Linked DNA regions of Homo sapiens: all the other regions are linked to region 3. A link is an interaction called in ENCODE POLR2A ChIA-PET data of the cell type or tissue named here. Cell type or tissue: K562. All regions are shown on one strand. Links, peaks and the distances in the headings refer to the core of each region. The heading gives the core; the rest is flanking DNA. Region 1 overlaps CRKL (CRK like proto-oncogene, adaptor protein). Region 2 overlaps CRKL (CRK like proto-oncogene, adaptor protein). Region 3 overlaps SNAP29 (synaptosome associated protein 29).

Region 1 (9,056 bases), core at 4,317-6,816, 53 kb before region 3:
CTTTCTCTTGTCTCAAAGGCACCACTCAATCCTCTCTGAAGTCATCATACCTCTCCCCTCACCTTCTATGTGCCACTTTACATTCCTATGGCATTTGATCTTGGCTCAGCTTCTCAGGGTCCCTCTCCAGTAACAGAGAATTAGTCCTTCAGATCTTTCCCCACCCAGAGCAGTTTCTCAAAAGTAAAACTCATCAGTTCTCCTTTTAAAATCTGACAGTTCTCTTTTTAAAAACTTTAGATGGCTCCCATTGTTAAGCTCATTTACAAGGCTGAGGAGGCCCTTTACAAGTTGGCTTTATCTTTCCTTCCTAGGTTCCTGCCCATCATCTACATTAATTATAACTGTGTCTTTACCAGCAAGCACTGCCACCATCTCTTCTACCACCACCTCTTCTACCTCGTATACTTGTTCTCATCCTTAAAGAATCAGTTGAAGAGCATCTCCTCTTTCAAGCCTCTCCCCACCTCTTAGGTACAGTTGATTGCCTTTGCTTTTAAGCTGTCATGGCATTCTAATTTTTTCAATAGACCAAAGCTTCTCAAAGACAAAAATCAAAAACAAAAACATGGTTTACTTCCATTAGATTCCAAGAGTCTAGCAGTGAGCTTTGGTATATTGTAGGCCTCTATATATCAAAGAACTTCCCTTTCCTATTTCCCTCCTTTTTTGTTTCTGAAAGCACAAAAGCTCAGGTATTCAAATTACCTAACTCTGGTTTAATACTGTCACAAAACTGGTGTGACAGAATTCGAATACCGTTGAGTGTGCACCTTCAAAGCCTCTTCTCATCCTCTTCCACTGTTCTTGTCACGTTCATTCCAGGTGAGTTGCTATGTGCCTGGTGGCCCCACCCAACTTGTTATGATTTTAGCTCAGATTCAACTCAAGTTAATCTGAACTCCCAACTAATAGGCTGTGCCCCCTTTTACTTATCTGAAAGAATTAAAATAATGTTTTTTGTTTGTTTGTTTTTTGTTTTCCGAGACGAAGTCTCGCTCTGTTGACCAGACTGGAGTGCAGTGGCGCTGGCGCAATCTCGGCTCACTGTCATCTCTGCCTCCCAGGTTCAGTCTCGAACTCCCGACCTGCCAGACCTCCCAAAGTGCTGGGATTACAGTCGTGAGCCACCACGCCCGGCCCAGAATTAAAATATTTTAATCTTAAAGACCCTCAGAAATCTAGTCTAATCATTCAGATCAAAAGGAAAAATTTAGGTCACAATTCTGTGGATTTGAGTTTTAAAAGTCACAAATCGAATGGCTACTAGTACTTTCCATGGGAACACAACTCTTTTTTTTTTTTTTTTTTTGAGACGGAGTCTCGCTCTGTTGGCAGGCTGGAGTGCAGTGGTGTGATCTTGGCTCAGTGCAACCTCTGCCTCCCAGGTTCAAGCGATTCTCCTGTCTCAACCTCCGGAGTAGCTGGGACTACAGATGCATGCCACCACGCCCAGCTAGTTTTTGTATTTTTAGTAGAGACGGGGTTTCACTATGTTGGCCAGGATGGTCTTGATCTCCTGACCTCATGATCCGCCCGCCTAAGCCTCCCACAGTGCTGGGATTACAGGCGTGAGCCACCACATCCGGCTGGGAACACAACTCTTAATTGGACAAGATTCCATTCTCAGCATGACAGTGTTCTTGTTTTTTGTTTTTTTGGAGAGAGTCTCACTCTGTCGCCCAGGATGGAGTCCAGCTGCACGACCTCGACTCACTTTAACTTCCACCCCCCAGGTTCAAGTGATTCTCCTGCCTTTAGCCTCTTAGGCACACGCCGCCATGCCCAGCTAATTTTTTGTATTTTAGTAGAGACAGGGTTTCACCGTGTTGCCCAGGCTGGTCTCAAACTCCTGCACTCAGGCAATCCACCCACCTTGGCCTCCCAAAGTGCTGGGATTACAGGCGTGAGCCACTGCACCTGGCCATGTTCTTGTATTTTTCTCTGAATCAAATTCACATGATTTTAACTACTGGTCAGGAGAAACGCAAAGGGGTTTATTCACAGAGTTGAATTCTATGCTGATTAAAATTACTGGCAATCCTTTCCCCATTCCAAATTATGGAAGTCTAGATTTGAGTTCTTAAATAATTAGAACAGGGGATGTAAAGAGGAGGCACAACCATGCTTCTTGTTTCCTCCTGTCCCTTCAGGGATTGGCTTCTACTTCACAGGTGTGTGAGGCTCCTCTTCTGGGCTCTCAGGTTAGACTAAGCACCCTTTCTCAGTTCTCCCACAGCTGTTTCACCATGCATGGAGATTAAATATATTAAATATATACAACTTACATTCATTCATTCATTCATTTTTTGAGACAAGGTCTGGCTCTGTTGCCCAGGCTGAAGTGCAGTGGCATGATCATAGCTCACTGTAGCCTCGACCTCCCATGCTCAAGCAATCTTTCCACTTCAGCCTCCCAAGTAGCTGGGACTTAAAGGCGCATGACACCATGCTCAGCTAATTTTTTAATTTTTTGTGGGAATGGGGTCTCACTATCTTGCCAGGGCTGGTCTCAAACTCCTGGGATCTAGCGATCCTCCTGCCTTAACCTCCCGAAGTGCTGGGATTACAGGCACGAGCCACCGAGCACAGCCAACCTTTACATTTTTTTTTTTTTTAGTAGCCAGGCGCGGTGACTTACGCCTGTAATCCCAGCACTTTGGGAGGCCGAGGCGAGCAGATCCCCTGAGGTCAAGAGACAGAAAACCATCCTGCTCAACATGGTGAAACCCCATCTCTACTAAAAATACACAAATTAGCCAGGTGTGGTAGCGCGTGCGCCTGTAGTCCCAGCTACTTGGGAGGCTGAGGCAGGAGAATCACTTGAACCTAGGAGGTGGAGGTTGCAGTGAGCCAAGATTGCACCACCACACTCCAGCCTGGCAACAGAGCAAGACTCTGTCTCAAAAAAAAAAAAAAAAATGCCAGGCGCGGTGGCTCATAACTGTAATCCCAGCACTTTGGGAGGCCCAGGCGGGCGGTTCACGAGGTCAGGAGATCGAGACCATCCTGGCTAACACGGTGAAACCCCGTCTCTACTAAAAATACAAAAAGTTACCCGGGCATGGTGGCGGGCACCTGTAGTCCCAGCTAACTCAAGAGGCTGAGGCAGGAGAATGGCGTGAACCCAGGAGGCGGAGCTTGCAGTGAGCCAAGATCCCGCCACTGCACTCCAGCCTGGGCGACAGAACAAGACTCCGTCTCAAAAAAAAAAAAATTTTTTTTTTAGTAACCAGTAAGCTCCTCAGAAGCATGATAGGGCTGTCTGATTCAATGTTGGTTCCATATTACCAGGTACATGTAATGCTCAAAGTCTGCTGAGTACAGTACATTATTTTCTTGAAGGGCCAACTTCCTTTAGTTTTTAATGGTAAAATTTTATTTATTCTAATTTTTCTTCATAGCCTGAATTTATCTATCGACACAAGCTAGAAATGGAAAATGTCAAACAAAGCAAGCTACCTTCTGAAGCATTCTGTTGTTAAACTGGAAACAGCCCTTATTAAATAAAAATACACTAGAGCTAGGCCAGGCGCAGTGGCTCACACCTGTAATCCCAGCACTTTGGGAGGCCCAGGCAGGTGGATCACTTGAGGTCAAGAGTTCAAGACCAGCCTGGCCAACATGGTGAAACCCTGTCTCTACCAAAAATACAAAAATTAGCCAGGTGTGGCAGTGCATGCCTGTAATCCCAGCTACTAGGGAGGCTGAGGCAGGAGAATCTTAAACCCCAGAGGCGGAGGTGGCAGTGAGCCCAGATTATGCCACTTCACTACAGCCTGGGGGACAGAGGGAGACTTGGTCTCAAAAAAATAAATAAAATAAAATCCACCATAGGAATACCACAAATACAAAAAGCAGTTAAAGATAAAAACACAGAAGATAACAAAGTTACAAATAGACCAAATCATCCCTTCTTCCCTTTCCCTTCATCCCCACCCACCAGCAAATCAATTTTATCTCCAAAATAGGCATCTCCAAGTCACAGCTCCACTGTCACTATTAGTCACCATCATTTTGTAGCTGGATTACAATAACAGCCCCAGGTCACTCCTCTGCCTCAAATTCCTTCCTTGGAGCCCACAGCACTTTAAATAAAAACCCAATTCCTGACCCTGATCTTTATCTCCAAACTCATTTTATATGTCCCCCTTTCTCCTTTAAGAAACACACTCCCAGGCCGGAGAGGGTGGCTCACATCTGTAATCCCAGCACTTTGGGAGGCTGAGGCAGGTGGATCATGAGGTCAAGATATAGGGACCATCCTGGCCAACATGGTGAAACCTTGTCTCTACTAAAAATACAAAAATTAGCCGGACATGGTGGCGGGTGCCTGTAGTCCCATGCAGTCCCAGCTACTCAGGAGGCTGAGGTAGGAGAATCACTTGAACCTGGGAGGCAGAGGTTGCAGTGAGCCGAGATTGGGCCACTGCACTCTAGCCTGGCCACAGAGTGAGACGTCATCTACCAAAAAAAAAAAAAAAAAAAAAAAGCCGGGCGCAGTGGCTCACACTTGTAATTCCAGCACTTTGGGAGGCCGAGGCGGGCGGATCACTAGGTTAGGAGATCGAGACTATCCTGGCTAACATGGTGAAACCCCGTCTCCACTAAAAATACAAAAAATTTGCCCGGCATGGTTGCAGGCGCCTGTAGTCCCAGCTACTCGGGAGGCTGAGGCAGGAGAATGGTGTGAACCCAGGAGGCGGAGCTTGCAGTGAGCCGAGATCGCACACTCCAGCCTGGGCGACAGAGCAAGACTCCGTCTCAAGAAAAAAAAAAAGAAAAAAGAAAGAAAGAAAAGAAACACACTCCCAACACAATGGACTTTCTCACCTCAGGACATCTACATAAGCTTTTCCCTAAACTTGGAAGGCTCTTCTCCTCCTCTCAGGCCAAGCCTTGCCTAGGCTGGGTTCTTCTTTACCCTCAGGTCTTAGCTTCATGCTTTCTCTGACCACGCCACCCCAGGTAGGTCCCTCCTGTATATTGATCTTACTAGTACTTTATTTTTCTACTTTTCAGTCTGTCTTCTCCACTACAGTAGGAGTTCCACAGGAAGAAAGTATGTCTGTCACACATCTTTCCCAGTACCTACACTGGGTTACACTGGGTTATAATTCTCTTATAAACATTTGAATAAAAATATAAAATTAAAAATTATGAAGCATTCTAATGAAAAGGATAAGACTATAACAATGCAAGCCACCAGTCCTTAAATTTCGAGTAGGACATTATTGTTACAAATTTTAGCTATGCAAGATAAACCAAAATATTAGCCAAGAGGCATGAAACTCTGGCTTTAAAAGCTCAGTTTTGATGCCTGCAAAGTTAAGCCACTAAATGTACCCTGTTTGGGATGCGAAGAAGCATTACACTGAGTTTTCCGTTTGGCCCAGGCTCTAGTAGTCACTAGCTTTCTATAAAAGGCTAATAACATGTTAAACCTAAGCCATGAAAACCAGGCTTGGGAGTGGCAATTCGAAGATTCAGTATAACAAAGTAAACTCAGTCAGGATCTAATTCAACCAGCATGGTGATCTCCTTCAGAGATACCTAGGAAAATGAAAAACTAAATTAAAGCAACAGGCCTGAGGCAGAGGGCACAGAGAAGGAGAAACAAAGCTGAACGTGAGGGGTAGGGTCAGAGAAAGGCCCTATAATCTGTGAGGGGACTGGAACAACAGGTAGGATTTCAACAGATGGAGAGTGAGGTGTAGTTAAGGCAGTCAGTGAAGAGCCAACAGCTGGAGCAAAGGTGCAAAGGTACAAAGGTATGAGTAAGGAAGGATGGCTACCAGGGAATAAGTGAGCAGCCTAGTACAGCTGCAGTAAAGGAAGGACGAAAGAGGGCAAAGACAGAATTACATGCTTGTTCTCTAAGAAGATGCATGCATGTACGGAAAATCTGGAGGCGATTCTGTGGATAGAGAGAAGCGGCATACTTCTTTTCCTTCCTCTAGAAGGAGACTCAAGTCATTAACTTTTTCCTTTTTTTTTTTTGAGACAGAGTCTCACTCTGTCACCCGGGCTGTGCAGTGGCGCGATCTCGGCTCACTGCAACCTCCGCCTCCCGGGTTCGAGCGATTCTCCTGCCTCAGCCTCCCGAGTAGCTGGGATTACAGGCACCCACCACTACGCCCAGCTAATTTTTTGTATTTTTAGCAGAGACGGGGTTTCACCATGTTGGCCAAGATGGTCTTGAACTCCTGACCTCGTGATTCGCCCGGCTTGGCTTCCCAAAGTGCTGGGATTACTGGCGTGAGCTACCACACCCGCCCATTAACTTGCTTTTTGAAACAGCTGTATTATTAGTACTCATGACCTCAACATAAGCATATGCATGGCTTAATGAATGCCTGGTATTAATTATATAATTCACGCTCACAAACGAGAGGAAGAATTTATTCAGTCATATTACAAATCTCACTACAGTGGGTTCTAAGATTCTCAACTCCTTAAATTGGAATTATATTGTGCTCAAAGTTGACTGCAACTACCAGCATCTGCCAGGAACCGCAGGTTTCACCAATCAGATTCTTGGTGTCCTGGTCTTTGTTATACAGTATTTGATTTATAATCACTTTCTCCCCACTTTTAAAGTCCATTTAGTTCAGTAGTTAATCTTGTAGTCATTATACTGTCATGGCTTTTTTTTTTCTATCTCTATCCCACTATGCAAACAGTTGGTGTCCTCAATTATAATAGCTTTTAATGTTTAAAGTTTAGAGTAATACCCGGTCGACAAATCCATAAAGTCATAAACATCTAACCCTGGAAAAACTGTATCAACACCCAGTCCTTTTAAAATAGATGTTTAAGAAACGAACTGGCCAGTTTGTTACTTTAAAAATTCTAGGCAACTTTTCAACTCAAATTTGGGATAATTTAAATAAAAGAAACCTCTGATAAAATCAGTGTTACAGGGCAAACACAACAATAAAAGCAAATCTCTGCTAAAACGCTTAAGGCAAATTAAAGCAACTAATCAATTAAAATAACGTATTTCACTTGGAAAAGAGAATGCTTGGTCACTTTGCGTTAATTTTAAAATAAGAAATACAAAATCATTAGACTTAACACAAAAAGCATGTCTGAAATTGAACTAGGATACAACTAAGTGTCATTCAAAAATTTTCCTTAATAACATTCTAGCCTAATTCCACCTTGGAAATTAACCAGACTGATCTCTGGCCTACTAATGGTCCTCGGGGAGAAAATATGCAATAAATTTTCCAAAAAATATCCTCGCTGAAGCCAATGCACCTTCTCTTATCTTTGTAATTAACGTACTATAAAAGTGGTGGTGTCTGGCCTGCTTCAAACTTGGCACCACAGTATCAATATACAGTTCTGATATTTTGGTTAAAGGTTTTTTTGTTTCTAAACGCTAAAGCATTTTCATTTTTTTGACTGTTCCAAAGGCTGCAGTCCTGGAGTTCTTAACCTGGAGTTCAGAGATCTGGAGGGAGTACAAGCACCCGGGATGGTGTGCAAACTTGTGTGTACGTGCCTTTGGCGGGGAGGGGTGGGGGTGGGGGTGGGGGTGGGGTGGTGAGTGCTCGGCTATCTTCAGATTCTCAAAGAAGTCTATGGCTTAAAAACGGTTTTTGGCCGGGTGTGGTGGCTCACGCCTGTAATCCCAGCATTTTGGGAGACCGAGGCAGGCGGATCACGAGGGCAAGAGATCGAGACCATCCAGGCCAACATGGTGAAACACCGTCTCTACTAAAAATACAAAAATTAGCTGGGTGTGGTGGCGTGAGCCAGTAGTCCCAGCTACTCGGGAGGCTAAGGCAGGAGAATCGCTTGAACCCGGGAGGCGGAGGTTGCAGTGAGCCGAGATCGCACCACTGCACTCCAGCCTGGCGACACAGCGAGACTCCGTCTCAAAAAAAAAAAAAAAAAAGAGGTTTTTAGAAAAACCAACAAATCCCTGCATCAGTATTACACCCAGAGAAAGTCACGAAAGGCAAAAAGCGTGCATTTTAACTATGCAACCACCGTTAAACATTCAAAACGCATCCTCTTCACATTGAGAAACAGCCTCGTGAGAGGGAAAAAAAAAAAACGCATCCTCTTATCCAGTGACCCAGATCCTGACACTAGCTTTCTGTTAGGAAGGCCTTCTGGAAAATAATTTGGTTCAGAATGCGGGGAATATGGGTTCAAGCGCGCCCCACCCCCCTATACAAGCACTCTTCGACAGACCCGGTTCTCGACCTTCCTCCGCGGTCGGGGAGGGCTCTCGCGTACCTGGGCGCAGGCTCGATGAGGGTGGTGGTGTCCAGGTAGTGGATCTTGTAAAACTCCAGCAGGGCCGGCAAATGGTCAAATTCCTGGTCCCCGATCTTAAAACGGCGGTTGGGCAGCGAGTTGATGATGTAGTGGGAGACCCGCGAGTTCTCGGACACCGACAGCACATAGTCCCCAGGGCAGGTGGAAGAATCGCGGACGAGGAACATACCGTGGCGCTGGCCCTGGAGCCGGGTCTGCGCCTCCTGGCGAGACACCGGCCCCATATACCAGGCGGAGCGGTCCGAGGAGTCGAACCTGGCGGAGGACATGGTGTTGGACCGGGGACTCTGCGGCGGTAGGGGCGGCGGCTGTCCTCGCCTGCTCTGCACGCCTTAGCCCGGCAGACGGCTTTGGGGCCGAGGAAGGGCCTCTCGCACACCTCGAGGAGCGCTCAGAGGGCTGGGCCAGCACTTTCCTCTCGGCTCCGGGCCCGCAGCATCCTCCGACGCCGCCCGCCTGCTCCGGGGCCGCCACACGGAGAGAGCCGCCCGGGAATGCACGGCAGAGCCGGGGGGTCGGGGCAGGCAAACCCGAGCCGCAGCGGAGGCCACCCCGGGGTTCTCGGGCTGCTCGGCGTCCCAGGGGTGCCTCCAGTGACTCCCGGCCTGGAACGCGCCGGCGCCGCAGCTCGACGGGTCTTCACCGACCCCCGCCGTCACACGAGGCACCGAACTCGAAGGAGCGTCGCGCCTCCGGGGTGCTTTTGCCCAGCTTGTTCCCAATAGCCACAGCAACAAAATGGCGGACGCGGGAGAAGCGGC
Region 2 (2,729 bases), core at 230-2,729, 86 kb before region 3:
TCATGCCTGTAATCCCAGCTTCTGAGGAGGCCAAGGTGGGAGGATTGCCTGGGCCCAGGAGTTGGAGGCTGCAGTGAGCTATCATCTTACCACTGCACTCCAGCCTGAGCAAGACACTGTCTTAAATAAATTTTTAACTTTTTTTTTTTTGAGATGGAGTCTCACTCTGTCACCCATGGGGCTGGAGTGCAGTGGTGTGATCTTGGCTCACTGCAACCTCTGCCTCCCGGGTTCAAGCAATTCTCCTGCCTCAGCCTCCCGAGTAGCTGGGATTACAGGCGCCCGCCACCATGCCCAGCTAATTTTTTTATTTTTAGTAGAGACGGGGTTTCACCATCTTGGCCAGGCTGGTCTTGAACTCCTGACCTTGTGATCCAAAGTGCCTCAGCCTCCCAAAGTGCTGGTAAATTTATTTTTAAGACAGGGTCTCAGCTGGGCGCAGTGGCTCATGCCTGTAATCTCAACACTTTGGAAGGCTGAGGTGGGTGGCTCACCTGAGGTCAGGAGTTTGAGACCAGCCTGGCCAACATGGTGAAACCCCGTCTCTACTAAAAAATACAAAAGTTAGCTGGACGTGGTGGCACACACCTGTAATCCCAGCTACTCAGGGGAGGCTGAGGCAGAAGAATTGCTTGAACCCGGGAGGTGGAGGTTGCAATGAGGTGACGTCACACCACTGCATTCCAGCTCTGGGCAACAGAGCAAGACTGTCTTAGTGGGGGTGGGGGCGGGGAGGGCGGTGAGAAGGATCTTCCTCTGTCACCCAGGCTGGAGTGCAGTGGTATGTCAGCTCACTGCAACCTCTGCCTCCCAAGCTCAAAAGATCTTCCCACCTTGGCCCTCCCTGCACAGTAGTTGGGACTACAGGCCTGCATCACCATGCCTGGCTCATTTTTATATTTTTTGCCGAGATGAGATTTCACCGTGTTGGCCAGGCTGGTCCTGAACTCCAGATCTGCCCATCTCGGCCTCCCAAAGTGCTGAGATTACAGGCATGAGCCACCACATCCAGCCATAATTTTTAAAAATGGCTTCCTGAGGTTTTACAAGAAAATATGCACCTCAAAATACACAAATAGGCATGGGAATAGAGTACAGTGAAGTGAAAGATAAAATGTACTGAGAGCTGGGAGTAGGAGAGACAAGGCCCTGGCTGAGGGGGTGTCAGTGGGCCTCCCAACACCTCAAGCCAATCCACTTGGAGGTCTCCCAAAGTTCATCAGGAGAACCACCTACAGCCAAGAACAGAAAAGGATTCAAGAAAGCCGCACAGATATCATGCCCTGACCTGCAATGAGGCTGCTCACTTCCCATGACTTCTGCTTGATACCATTCAACCCTGGTTAGCTCATGCTGAAGAAATATTTACTAGAAGCCTCAGATATGGGTGCCTAGAAGGAAAAAGATCCAAGTTCTCTGTGGTGGTGCAACCTGTGGGAACTATTGCCTCATGCTCAGAAGGCCAAGCACTAGGCTCCCATACAATACCTACAAGACAGACACTCTGGGAGGCAGATTTCTCTTTTGGAGGGAGACCCCAGGTGCTCTCCTCTGGGTGCCCGAGTGTTGGAATGGGCGGATGCCAAGACTTCATTCTAGCTCTTGGTCAGCAGCAGCACTAAGGGTCTCTGAGAAGCATCAGAGATTTCACCACTGATGAACTGCCAGGAGGCTAGTGGGGGCGGACTGAGGAGACACTGAAACACCGAAGCTGCCGCCACCACCGGCTGATGCAAGTTTTATTGAGACAATATACAAACAGGCCATGGAAACAAGGGTTTTGATGCTGGGACCAGTAACGTAAAACGGAATACAAAAATAAAAAGGCACTAATCTGTTAAGAAAAGACACTCGATGTATTCTAAGAATATAAGTCATTTAATACTGTTAATTTTATAGCACAAAATAAAACAAGCTATGATCCCCAAAAATAATTTTAAAAGCTTACACAGAAAATATTATTGCCTGAAGTTTATGATCTTTAAGTTACAGGTCAAAAGAGTTTTATGTTGTTGTTGTTGTTGTTGTTGTTGTTTTAAAACACACAGTGAAGACCGTCTAAGAAGCAAGGCCACTGTTCCTCCTGTAGGGACAACGATCCTGTCTCAGAGACCTGTCCTTCTGCTCCTTTAGAAAACAGAACCAGCACAGCGTCCACACCGACAGCAGTTACTAGGGGCATAGTCCTCCGGTCGCAGAGGGTGGAGTTGAGGCAGAGCTCAGTGGTGTCCACAGAAAGCATTAGTCTTAGGTACTGTGTTAAAACAATCAAGAATTCATTCATGTTTAAGAGGTTAATAACCATAATATTAAAGGATTAATTATAAACACCTGGCAAAAAACCACATCATCCCTTTTCAAAAATAAAATGTTCATATTCCTCTGAGCAAACATCACAAGAGCAGTGGCCATCTGCCTCAGGCCTGCCTTGTCTGTAAACAGCTGTAAAGGAAAGCTAGCACAGCGCCAGGGACACATGAGCTCCCAGGAGGGCACAGCTGTCCTTCCCTTTCAGCTTTCCAAACATGAGCACAGAAGGTGTCTAGTCTGGGTGACCAAAGTCCTCAAACGGCAGCCGGTCAACACATCGTCTTCCTCGTTAACCATGTCATCAGGTGGTTCCACACAGCACAGACATGGCTGACTCCTGTACCGCAGGTCCTTCCCGGGATACACAAGTTTTTAACCAGTCAATGCCCTCTAGTACGTAATTTGTTTCCTTCCCAGGT
Region 3 (9,726 bases), core at 7,227-9,726:
AGGATACAGTGAGCAGAGACTGCACCACTGCACTCCAGCCTGGGCGACAGAGCGAGACATTGTCTTAAAAAAAAAAAAAAAAAAAAGGCAAAGTTTTTAAGTGACAGTATTCCTGCATTTATGGATTAAAGGTTTTGACAGGATCACAAAAATTTTACTCACAATTTATTGCATTTTTTTTTTTTGAGATGGAGTCTCTGTCGCCCAGGCTGGACTGCAGTGGCTTGATCTTGGCTCACTGCAACCTCCACCTCCCGGGTTCATGCCATTCTCCTGCCTCAGCCTCCCAAGCAGCTGGGACTACAGGTGCCCACCATCACCCCTGGCTAATTTTTTGTATTTTTAGTAGAGACGGGGTTTCACCGTGTTAGCTAGGATGGTCTCGATCTCCTGACCTCGTGATCCGCCCACCTTAGCCTCCCAAAAGTGCTGGGATTACAGGCGTGAGCCACTGCACCCAGCCGCCCCCCCATTTTTTTTTTTGGTCGTCCATGTAAATATGACTACAGGCCTGTATCACCATGCCCAGCTTTAAAAATTTTTTATGTTTGTAGAGACAGAATCTTGCTATGTTGCCCAGGCTGATCTTCAACTCCTGGCCCCAAGTGATTGTCCTGCCTTGGCCTTATAAAATGTTGGGATAACAGGCATGAGCCACTGTGTCTGGCCCTGCTGGGCCCTTGAAATGGCCAACAACTTCCTTCATCCCGGCTTCCCCTGTGCTTTTACTGCCATGTGCCTGCACCAACCCCTCCTTCAATTGGTGGGTTCCCTCAAAACCTTCACCTTCTGCAAAAAGTCAGGTCCTTTGTGCAGCCTTCCTCTGTTCCCAGGGCCAACCTCCCTCTCCTCTGGGTCCCCACTGCATCCCTGTGGACTGTCTGCCTCCCCCATATCTTCCAACAGACAGACTGCATTCCTGCAGCTTCTGCTCCCACAGAACTGCAGAGTGTGGGTGAAAGTTTTGCTTTCTTGAATTTACTAAGAGATGGCAAGAATGCTACAACTGATTGGGGCTAATCTAGGGGCAGGCCAGGCAGGGTACATGACTTTGGGGACCTTGACGGGAACGCATCAGCTTTAAGTGGAAATGAGAACAAGCAGCTTGGAAAGCTGTCAGCAAGGACAAACAGGACTTCCCAAGAGACAAAGCCCACCTCACTGAAATAACTATGGCTGCCTCACTGATGGAAGCCTTTGCTGGGAAGCCCCTGAGTTTTCATGATGCTCCAAAAAAAGAAAACTGCCCCTGGAGCCACAGGACTTCCATGGCTTTCATAGCTATGTTCAGGGATGCAGGGGCCTCCAAGAGCCCCAGAAGCAGCCTTTGTGAAGAGGTATGTAGGATGTGGAAGGGTGTGAAAGGGTGCTAGTCACAAACTTGCCAGCTTCCCACTCCTCCAAGGGCTCACTCTGCTCCTGAGTTTGTACATGGAGGATGTCTTAGACCAAAACAAATGAACATCCTACCTTCTCCTATGGCAATTAAATGTGGCCAAAGATTAGGATATAAAACATCTTTCTGATATGTATATTGAAAAAAAAACAACAAAAAACAAGCAACGACTAGAACTGGAGGGAAATGGCGGATGTTTAAAATTAGGGTTGAGCTGGAGAACCCAGAATGGTGATTATGGCTGAGCCAAAAAAACCAACCAACCCTCATAACCTTAGCTAGTGCCTCCCCAGGGCACTCACTGAGGCCGGCAGGTTCCCAGGGCCAACTCTGCAGGTCCCTCCTGCAGTACTTTTTTTTTTTTTTTTTTTGAGATAGGGTCTCACTCTGTCACCCAGGCTGGAGTAGACTGGTACAATCATAGCTCATTGTAGGCTCAACCTCCCTGGGTTCAGGTGATCCTCCCACCTAAGCCAAAAGGTCGGGTCCACCTCAGCCACCTCAGTAGCTGGGACCACAAGCACGTACCACCATGTCCGGCTAATTTTCGTGTGTGTGTGTGTGTGTGTGTGTGTGTGTGTGTGTGTGTGTGTGTGGCTAATTTTCGTGTGTGTGTGTGTGTGTGTGTCTGTGTGTGTCTGTGTGTGTCAGAGTCTTGCTCTGTCGCCCAGGCTGGAGTGCAGTGGCGTGATCTCAGCTCACTGTTGCAGTGGCGTGATCTCAGCTCACTGTAAGCTCCGCCTCCTGGGTTCACGCCATACACATTTCTCACCCTCCCGAGTAGCTGGGACCACAGGCGCCCGCCACCACACCCGGATAATATTTTGTATTTTTAGTAGAGACGGGGTTTCACCGTGTTAGCCAGGATGGTCTCAATCTCCTGACCTCGTGCTCCGTTGGCCTTGGCCTCCCAAAGTGCTGGGATTACAGGCGTGACTCACCATGCCCGGCCTTTTTTTTTTTTTTTTTTTTTTTTTTTTTGAGACAGAGTCTCACTGTTACCCAGGCTGAGGTGCAGTGGTGCAATCTCCGCTCACTACAACCTCTGCCTCCCAGGCTTAAGGGATTCTCCTCCTCAGCCTCCCAAGTAGCTGGGGCTACAGGCAGGCACCACCATGCCTGGCTGATTTTTGTATTTTTAGGAGACACTGGGTTTCACCATGTTGGCTGGCCTGGTCTCACACTCCTGACCTCAAACGATGCACCCGCCTCGGCCTCCCAAAGTGCTGGGATTACAGGCCTGAACCACCATGCCCAACTTCATTTTTGTGTTTTTCTGTAGAGACGGGGTTTTGTCATGTTGCTCAGGCTGGGATCAAGTGATCCTCCTGCCTCAGTCTCCCAAATTGCTGGGATTACAGGCATGAGCCACCATGCCTGAACCTCTCCATAACTCTTGATGGCTTCGCCTGCCTGTTCTTTCTGCCATCACCACCAGCTTTGTTACCTACACTGGTTTCTCCCCAGCCCCACTCTGAGTTTGAAGTAGTTATCTAATTTCCTCCCTGCCACACCCTACATCTTGATCTGGGTGGTGGCCACACTAGTGTACACAGGTTCACAGTCACTGGCTCTCCACTTAAGATGCACATATTTTACTGTACCTTAGTGATGCATTAAAAAAAACGGCTCTGCAGTTAGGTGTGGTGGCTCATGCCTGTAATCCTAGCACTTTGGGAGGCCGAGGTGGGAGGACTGCTTGAGGCCAGGAGTTCAAGACCAACCTGGCCAACACAGCAAGACCTCATCTCTTAAAAAATAAATAAATAAAATGAAAAAGAAAAGCTCCACATTACAGAATTAAAACAAAGAGAGAGGCCAGGTGTGGTGGCTCACGCCCATAATCCTAGCACTTTGGAAGGCTGAGGCGGGCGGATCATCTGAGATCAAGAGTTCGAGACTATCCTGGCCAACATGGAGAAACCCCATCTCTCCTAAAAATACAAAAATTAACCAGGCATGGTGACACATGCCTGTAATCCCAGCTACTCAGGAGGCTGAGGCAAGAGAATTGCTTGAACCTGGGAGACAGAGGTTTCAGTGAGCTGAGATGGTGCCACTGCACTCCAGCCTGGGCAACAGAGTGAGACTCTGTCTCAAAAAAAAAAAAAAAAAAAAAAAAAAAGCCTGGCGTGGTGGCTCGGCACTCTAGGAGGCTGAGGCAGGTGGATCACCTGAGGTCAGGAGTTTGAGACCAGACTGGCCAACATGGTGAAACCCCATCTCTACTAAAAATACAAAAATTAGGCCGGATGTGGTGGCTCACGCCTGTAATCCCAGCACTTTGGAAGGCGGAGGCGGATGGATCACGAAGTCAGGAGGTCGAGACCATCCTGGCTAACACGGTGAAACCCCGTCTCTACTAAAAATACAAAAAATTAGCCAGGCATGGTGGCAGGCGCCTGTAGTCCCAGCTACTCGGGAGGCTGAGGCAGGAGAACGGCATGAACCCGGGAGGCGGAGCTTGCAGTGAGCCGAGATCGCACCACTGCACTCCAGCCTGGGTGACAGAGTGAGACTCCGTCTCAAAAAAAAAGAATTAGCCAGGCATGGTGTGGGCACCTGTGATCCCAGCTACTTGGGAGGCTGAGGCAGGAGAATCGCTTTAACCTGGAAGGCAGAGGTTGCAGTGAGCTGAGATCACGTCTTTGCACTCCAGCCTGGGCAACAAGGGTGAAACTCCATCTCAAAAAAAATAAATAAATAAAATAAAAAATAAATAAATAAAAGAGAGAGAGAGAGATGGTTATGGAACCTGAGTTATCACATAATATCAAGCAGTTTTTCTGGGTTAAATGGAAGAAAAAGGCTATCAAACCAAAAGAATACTATGGTTACAACTATGAAAATACTGAATAAGGGGAAAATGAAATTTTCTGTTTTTGTGTTGCGGTAGGTAAAGTATAGATTGTCTGTAATGTGGCCATGTTGTTTTTGTAATAAAAACAGACACAGTGATCTGAAATACAAACAATAGTAATCTACTTCAGCAGAAACTCCATTCCTTTATCCTTGAACATGTAACACTGAAGTCTACCAAAATCTCATGAATTTTTTTTTTTTTGAGACGGAGTCTTGCTCTGTCGCCCAGGCTGCAGTGCAGTGGCATGATCTCAGCTCACTGCAAGCTCCACCTCCCGGGTTCACACCATTCTCCTGCCTCAGCCTCCCGAGTAGCTGGGACTACGGGCGCCCGCCATCACGCCCAGCTAATTTTTTGTATTTTTAATAGAGACAGGGTTTCACCATGTTAGCCAGGATGGTCTTGATTTCCTGACTTGGTGATCCACCCGCCTCGGCCTCCCCAAGTGCTAGGATTATAGGCGTGAGCCACCGTGCCTGGCCCCCAGTCTCATGTATGATTTTATATTTCGAGCCAAAACCTGAGGAAAGCAACTTCTAACTTTATTTTTTTGATTTTAATTATTTAGCTTTAAATCTTTTTTTTTTTTTTTTTTTTTTTAGAGACAGGGAGACTCTGTCACTGATGCTGTAGTGCAGTGGCACCATCATAGCTTAACTCTAGTCTCTAACACCTGGGCTAAAGCAATCCTTCCACCTCAGTCTCCCCTGTAGCTAGGAATATAGGCACGTGCCATCATGTCTGGCTAATTTTTTTTTTTTTTTAGTTTTTATAGAGACGGGTCTTTGCTATGTTGTCTAGGCTGGTCTCAAACAATCCTCCTACCTTAGCCTCTGAAAGCATGGGATTTTACAGATAAGCCACTGAGCCCAGCCTTATAATTTTCAAATAAAAATCAATGGGCGAATTGGATTAGATATGACAAATTTAGACATAAAGACTTTTTTTTTTTTTTTTCTTGAGACAGGGCCTCCCTCTGTAGCCCAGGTTGGAGTGCACCATTACAGCTCACTGCAGCCTTGATCTCCAGGCCTCATGAGATCCTCTTACCTCAGCCTCCTGAGGAGCTGGGACTACAGGTGTGCACCACAATGCCTGGGTAATTTTTGTAAAGACTGGGTTCCCACTATGTTGCCCAGGCTGGTCTCGAGCTCCTGGGCTTAAGCAATCTACCCACCTTGGCATCCTGAAGTGTCGGGATTACAGGTGTGAGCCACTGCACCCAGCCCTAAAGATTTTTTAAAGCAAAAATTATGTGAAGTGAGTCACATTTGTACAGATTACGCTGAGGTGAACACCCTCTCTTTCAAAGTAGTGGGGTCACAATTATTGGAGAAGCTATTGACAGACTAGATGTCAATCAAGTGAACATGGGATCAGGGAAGAACAGTTCCTGGTTTCACAATGTTTGAGGACAAATATCCCCTGATGAGTAACTTAAAGGGTTGTTGGATCCCTTCATGGCACTGACGTGGACTGAAAGTCTTGGTCATTTGCACTAATCCCCACTTCTGCTCCTTTATACCCAGATGGTAGAAGATGCACTCACCTGTTGTTGGGCTGGGAGGTGAGGGTGCCATTCTGTTCAGGTGGGGTCTCTACTGGTTTGGATTTGAAGTAATTGACCAGCCCCCCAAACACGCTCTTAATGCTATTGATGTGTTTCTGGCTGATCTTCAAATCTTGGTCCATCTTGTCCACCATCTTCTCTGTGCGCTCCAGGACTCCTCGCTGACGGGCGAGCTCCTGGGGAAACCGAGAGGCAGTGGCATTATAGCTTTCTGTGACTCTCCCCCAGGGCAGTCAAGGACCACATGGAGCAGCCCCTTCATAAACTCTCAGTGGGCACATCTGGAGACGGGTACTGTCATCTGTGAGGGGCACACTACCCTTTCCAACAACACATTCCTTTGCCTCTCCCTCCCTGCCCTACCTCTACTTGCTTTCCTCATTTGTTCATGAGACCCTTTTCCTGAGAGGCTGGCTCATGGCGCCATGTTAAGATGGATGGCAGAGGGTGGCGCAGTGATTCACACCCGTAATCCCAGCATTTTGGGAGGCTGAGGCGGGCAGATCATGAGGTCAGGAGTTCAAGACCAGCCTGGCCAACATGGTGAAACCCCCTCTCTACTAAAAATACAAAAAGTAGCCAGGTGTTGTGGCGGGCACCTGTAATCCCAGCTACTCGGGGGGCTGAGGCAGGAGAATTGCTTCAACCCTGAAGGCAGAGGTTGCAGTGAGCCAAGATGGTGCCAATGTACTCCAGCCTGGGCGACAGAGCAAGACTCCGTCTCGGTTGGGGGTGAGGGGAGATGGATGGCAATGTGCCTGTGAGGTTCAGAGTCTATGGCCTGAACTGGAAGCAGATTCTCTCTAGCCCTCCAACTCTGGGAACCCTCACAGGTTGGGCCTGGCACTGCCCCCTGGACTTTGGTTCTTATATTCTTCCTTTAGGAAGTTCCCATTTAAGGAGTTCCCACTGGGCCACCTGAGCCTCCTGGCCATGGTCAAATCCTCAAATTCTATTTCAAGGACCAGTGTCCCCTCTGGGCCCTATTAGTGTCTGACTCTAGCCCATCCACAATTCCAGCTTTAAAACCTGTTAACACGGGTGACCCTGTCCCAGGGCCTTTGCACACACCACTGTCTCCGCCTGTAATGTTTTCCATCCAGATACTTACATGGCTCAGCCTCTCATCCCTCATCCAATTAGGGTCTCCTTTCAAAGGCCACTCTCTCAGAGAGGCCTTCCCAGACATCTTCCCTAAAGGAGAATTCCTTCTTCCAACCACTACCCCTCTTCTCCACCTCCTTTTCTGTTTTGAGATGGAGTCTTGCTCTGTCACCCAGGCTGGAGTGCAGTGGCGTGATATTAGCTCACTGCAACTTCTGCCTCCTGTGTTCAAGCGATTCTCCTGCCTCAGTCTCCTGAGTAGCTGGGATTCCAGGCGCCTGCCACCATGCCTGGCTAGTTTTTTGTATTTTTGGTAGAGACGGGGTTTCACCATGTTGGCCCGGCTGGTCTCGAACCACCCGCCTCGGCCTCCCAAAGTGCTGGGATTACAGGCATGAGCCACCGCTCACAGCATATGAGCTCCACGAGGCAGGGACTTGCTCTGTTCACTGCTGAGTCTCTGCAAATCTGCCCAATGGAGACGTGAGTGATGCTCTGTGGCCACAGTGGCAGCCTGATGGTCCCTCCAGAGCTGATGGTTCTGGTTGTGGATATACATTCACAACATCAACACTACCACTTTCCTTTATTTACGACAAACTTGCTTCAGTCCCTAGTTCAGAACTGATCTACAGCTGCGGCCCATCTGTGAGCTGCCTTTCCAGCCAGAAGGCTCTCGAGCTTCATTTTTCCTGCTCTGTCAGGCAGCCTCTGCCCTCAGCTGCCTTCCTCTGAATCTATCCACCCATCACCCTGTGGCTTAGCAATTACACTAACTATGCAAATGTTTTTTAGATATATTCTCTCTTGATGCCTAAAAACAAAGTCAAAAAAAATTTTAAACATCCTGGAAACCTGAAGAGCAAAATGCAACTATAAATAAATGGTTGTGGCTTCCTTAAAGTCCTTAAGGAATCAATGTGTAACCTGAGTCCTTGTTTAATGGGTGAAATTTAAAAACATAATGTATAGGCAAAAAGCTAAAACACTGGTTGGTTGAATTTACTATTAAACTTTGTTTAACTCTTGCTGGAAATAAACTTAGAACTGCTGAATTTTACAGCTTTCAACGTTTATGTTTTTCACTAGTTCACAAGAGATGTCTGAACAAACCATCAGCCTTTTTTAAGTAAAAAAAAGATGTTTTCTGGATAGTGTCACTCAGTATGTCAAGCAAATCTTGCAAGGGCTAGTTTTCAAAAGAAAAAAGAGCTGCTAATGTATCTGGCATTTCTGCTCCTTCCATCACCTCAAGTTTATCATCTTCATGTCCACACTGCGGTCTTCTCTGGAATAAGGCAGAGCTATACGTTAGGATTAACAGATTTTCTCCAGCATCTACATGTTTTTCTGACAGTCCAGTTCCAGCTAGCTTTGCAGGCTGCAGAAGAAGCTTTCCAGTAGCTGGAAAGACACTCAGAGCAGCCAGGTTGGGGACTGGGGAATGAAGAGGTGGCCAAGACTCTGCTGTCACATTAGGAGGGAGGTCCTCAGCTTCCCTGATGGTGAGCTCCTCCCATCAGGGCCAACCCACGACCACTCACCCTCCCACCCTGACCTCCTCATCTCAATTTGGAGAGCTACCTTCCCCAGTATGGACTTATTTTCTCTTATTCACAAGAGACACATTCTCTCAAACTCCCAGAGTCTGTGCTACTGTTAAGGAAACCAGATGGCTGATTTAGATGTTTAGATGGGAGCACAGAGAAGTCTGTGAGGGTGGCTTATCTTGCCTGTGAGGCTGGAAGGCCAGGCGACTGAGTGCTGCTCTGGCCTCTGGAAGTTTCTGTTTGCTGAAAGCTAGTGTTCACCAGAGGTCATGAGGCCAGCAAGGGAGGAGTTGTTTCTTCTGCTAAAATCCACCCCCAGAAGGCAGAGGAAATGACCGGACTTAATGTGCTTGTGACCTAGTTCCAACCAATGAGGAAGAAGGGTTTGACAGAGCAAACACCAAAATACCAGGAAAGAGAACACTGACAGTCTGTAAGGACAGGCCAGGCAGACACCTGTGCCCCAGCCACCACCAAGACAGGCCTCAACCGCTCCAGGTACCGAGGCAGGTCCACACCCCCCTCCGCAGAGCCACGGCCCATCTTCTCCAACTTCCCGTGGGAGAATGAGGTCCCTGAACGGACTTGGGTGGCTGCTAGGGGAGTGAGCTCCGCAGGTGCCCTCAGTGTAAAGGACGCACATGCAAAGTGCTTCCTTGTTTCAGTGATTACTAAGCATTACAGGTGATGCCCTTCTTACTCCCTTGAACCCCAACAAGAGTTCTCTCTTTGTCCACGAAACAATCCCAAGTCTCTGTCCTGATGGTGTTTACAGTCTAACAGAGAGCAAGATGAGTGAGGTTCAATCTCAGCTTTTCATTTGTTGACAACATTGCAATGCTCGGAATCCAAGAAAGGCAGATGAGTCCTTGCTTCACTGAGCTTACAGTCCTGTGGGGGAGGCAGAAACTAAAGCTACTGCACGCGTGCACACAAACACATACACACACAGAGTCACCTCTCCCTGCAGACTCTTTGTTTAGCTTAAGGTGGGGGTCAGAGAGGCTCCCTGTTGAGGCTGGAGGAGAGACTGAGAAGTTAGGCAGTCAGAAAGTTGGGGGTCCTGTCCATTTGGACTTAGTTTTCCTAAAAACAAATCACAACGAAGAGTTGGGGTGGGGCAAGGGCACCAGGCAGAGGGTGCAGCTTGTGCAGGGGCAGAGGAACCGTGTGGGGAGTGAGCGGGGCTACCCACAGGACTCGGCAGGGAACACCCACAGGATGTCACTAAGGCCTTCAAAGG

What was found. Peaks named below come from ENCODE experiments on the same cell type or tissue, not always from the same donor. Only the 100,000 strongest peaks of a DNase experiment are listed, where the experiment ranks them.
Region 1: POLR2A ChIA-PET joins it to region 3 with 22 read pairs; 15 of 35 experiments call an interaction of 5 or more read pairs at or near these places.
Region 2: POLR2A ChIA-PET joins it to region 3 with 18 read pairs; 8 of 35 experiments call an interaction of 5 or more read pairs at or near these places.

The regions. Positions count from the first base shown.
Region 1 is chr22:20,917,443-20,926,498 of GRCh38, reverse strand. CRKL (CRK like proto-oncogene, adaptor protein) reads right to left here. Exons shown (of 3, transcript NM_005207.4): 1 at 8,254-9,056. The coding sequence starts at 8,564. Among named protein-coding and RNA genes, the nearest start is that of CRKL, 4.6 kb to the right of the region's middle. RefSeq lists enhancers at 1,221-1,868, 8,376-8,435 and a silencer at 8,726-9,056. In K562, for the core only: no CTCF peak of the experiment used is centred there; a DNase peak (open chromatin) is centred at 5,671; H3K4me3 peaks cover 2,500 bases.
Region 2 is chr22:20,952,731-20,955,459 of GRCh38, reverse strand. CRKL (CRK like proto-oncogene, adaptor protein) reads right to left here. Exons shown (of 3, transcript NM_005207.4): 3 at 1,713-2,729. Among named protein-coding and RNA genes, the nearest start is that of LINC01637, 3.0 kb to the left of the region's middle. In K562, for the core only: no CTCF peak of the experiment used is centred there; DNase peaks (open chromatin) are centred at 1,183 and 2,615.
Region 3 is chr22:20,866,616-20,876,341 of GRCh38, reverse strand. It overlaps SNAP29 (synaptosome associated protein 29), which reads right to left. Exons shown (of 5, transcript NM_004782.4): 2 at 5,809-6,005. Among named protein-coding and RNA genes, the nearest start is that of SNAP29, 12 kb to the right of the region's middle. RefSeq lists a silencer at 3,391-3,580 and enhancers at 8,235-8,766, 8,627-8,921. In K562, for the core only: CTCF peaks have their summits at 8,331, 8,802 and 9,177; DNase peaks (open chromatin) are centred at 7,581, 8,741, 9,401 and 9,501; H3K4me3 peaks cover 797 bases.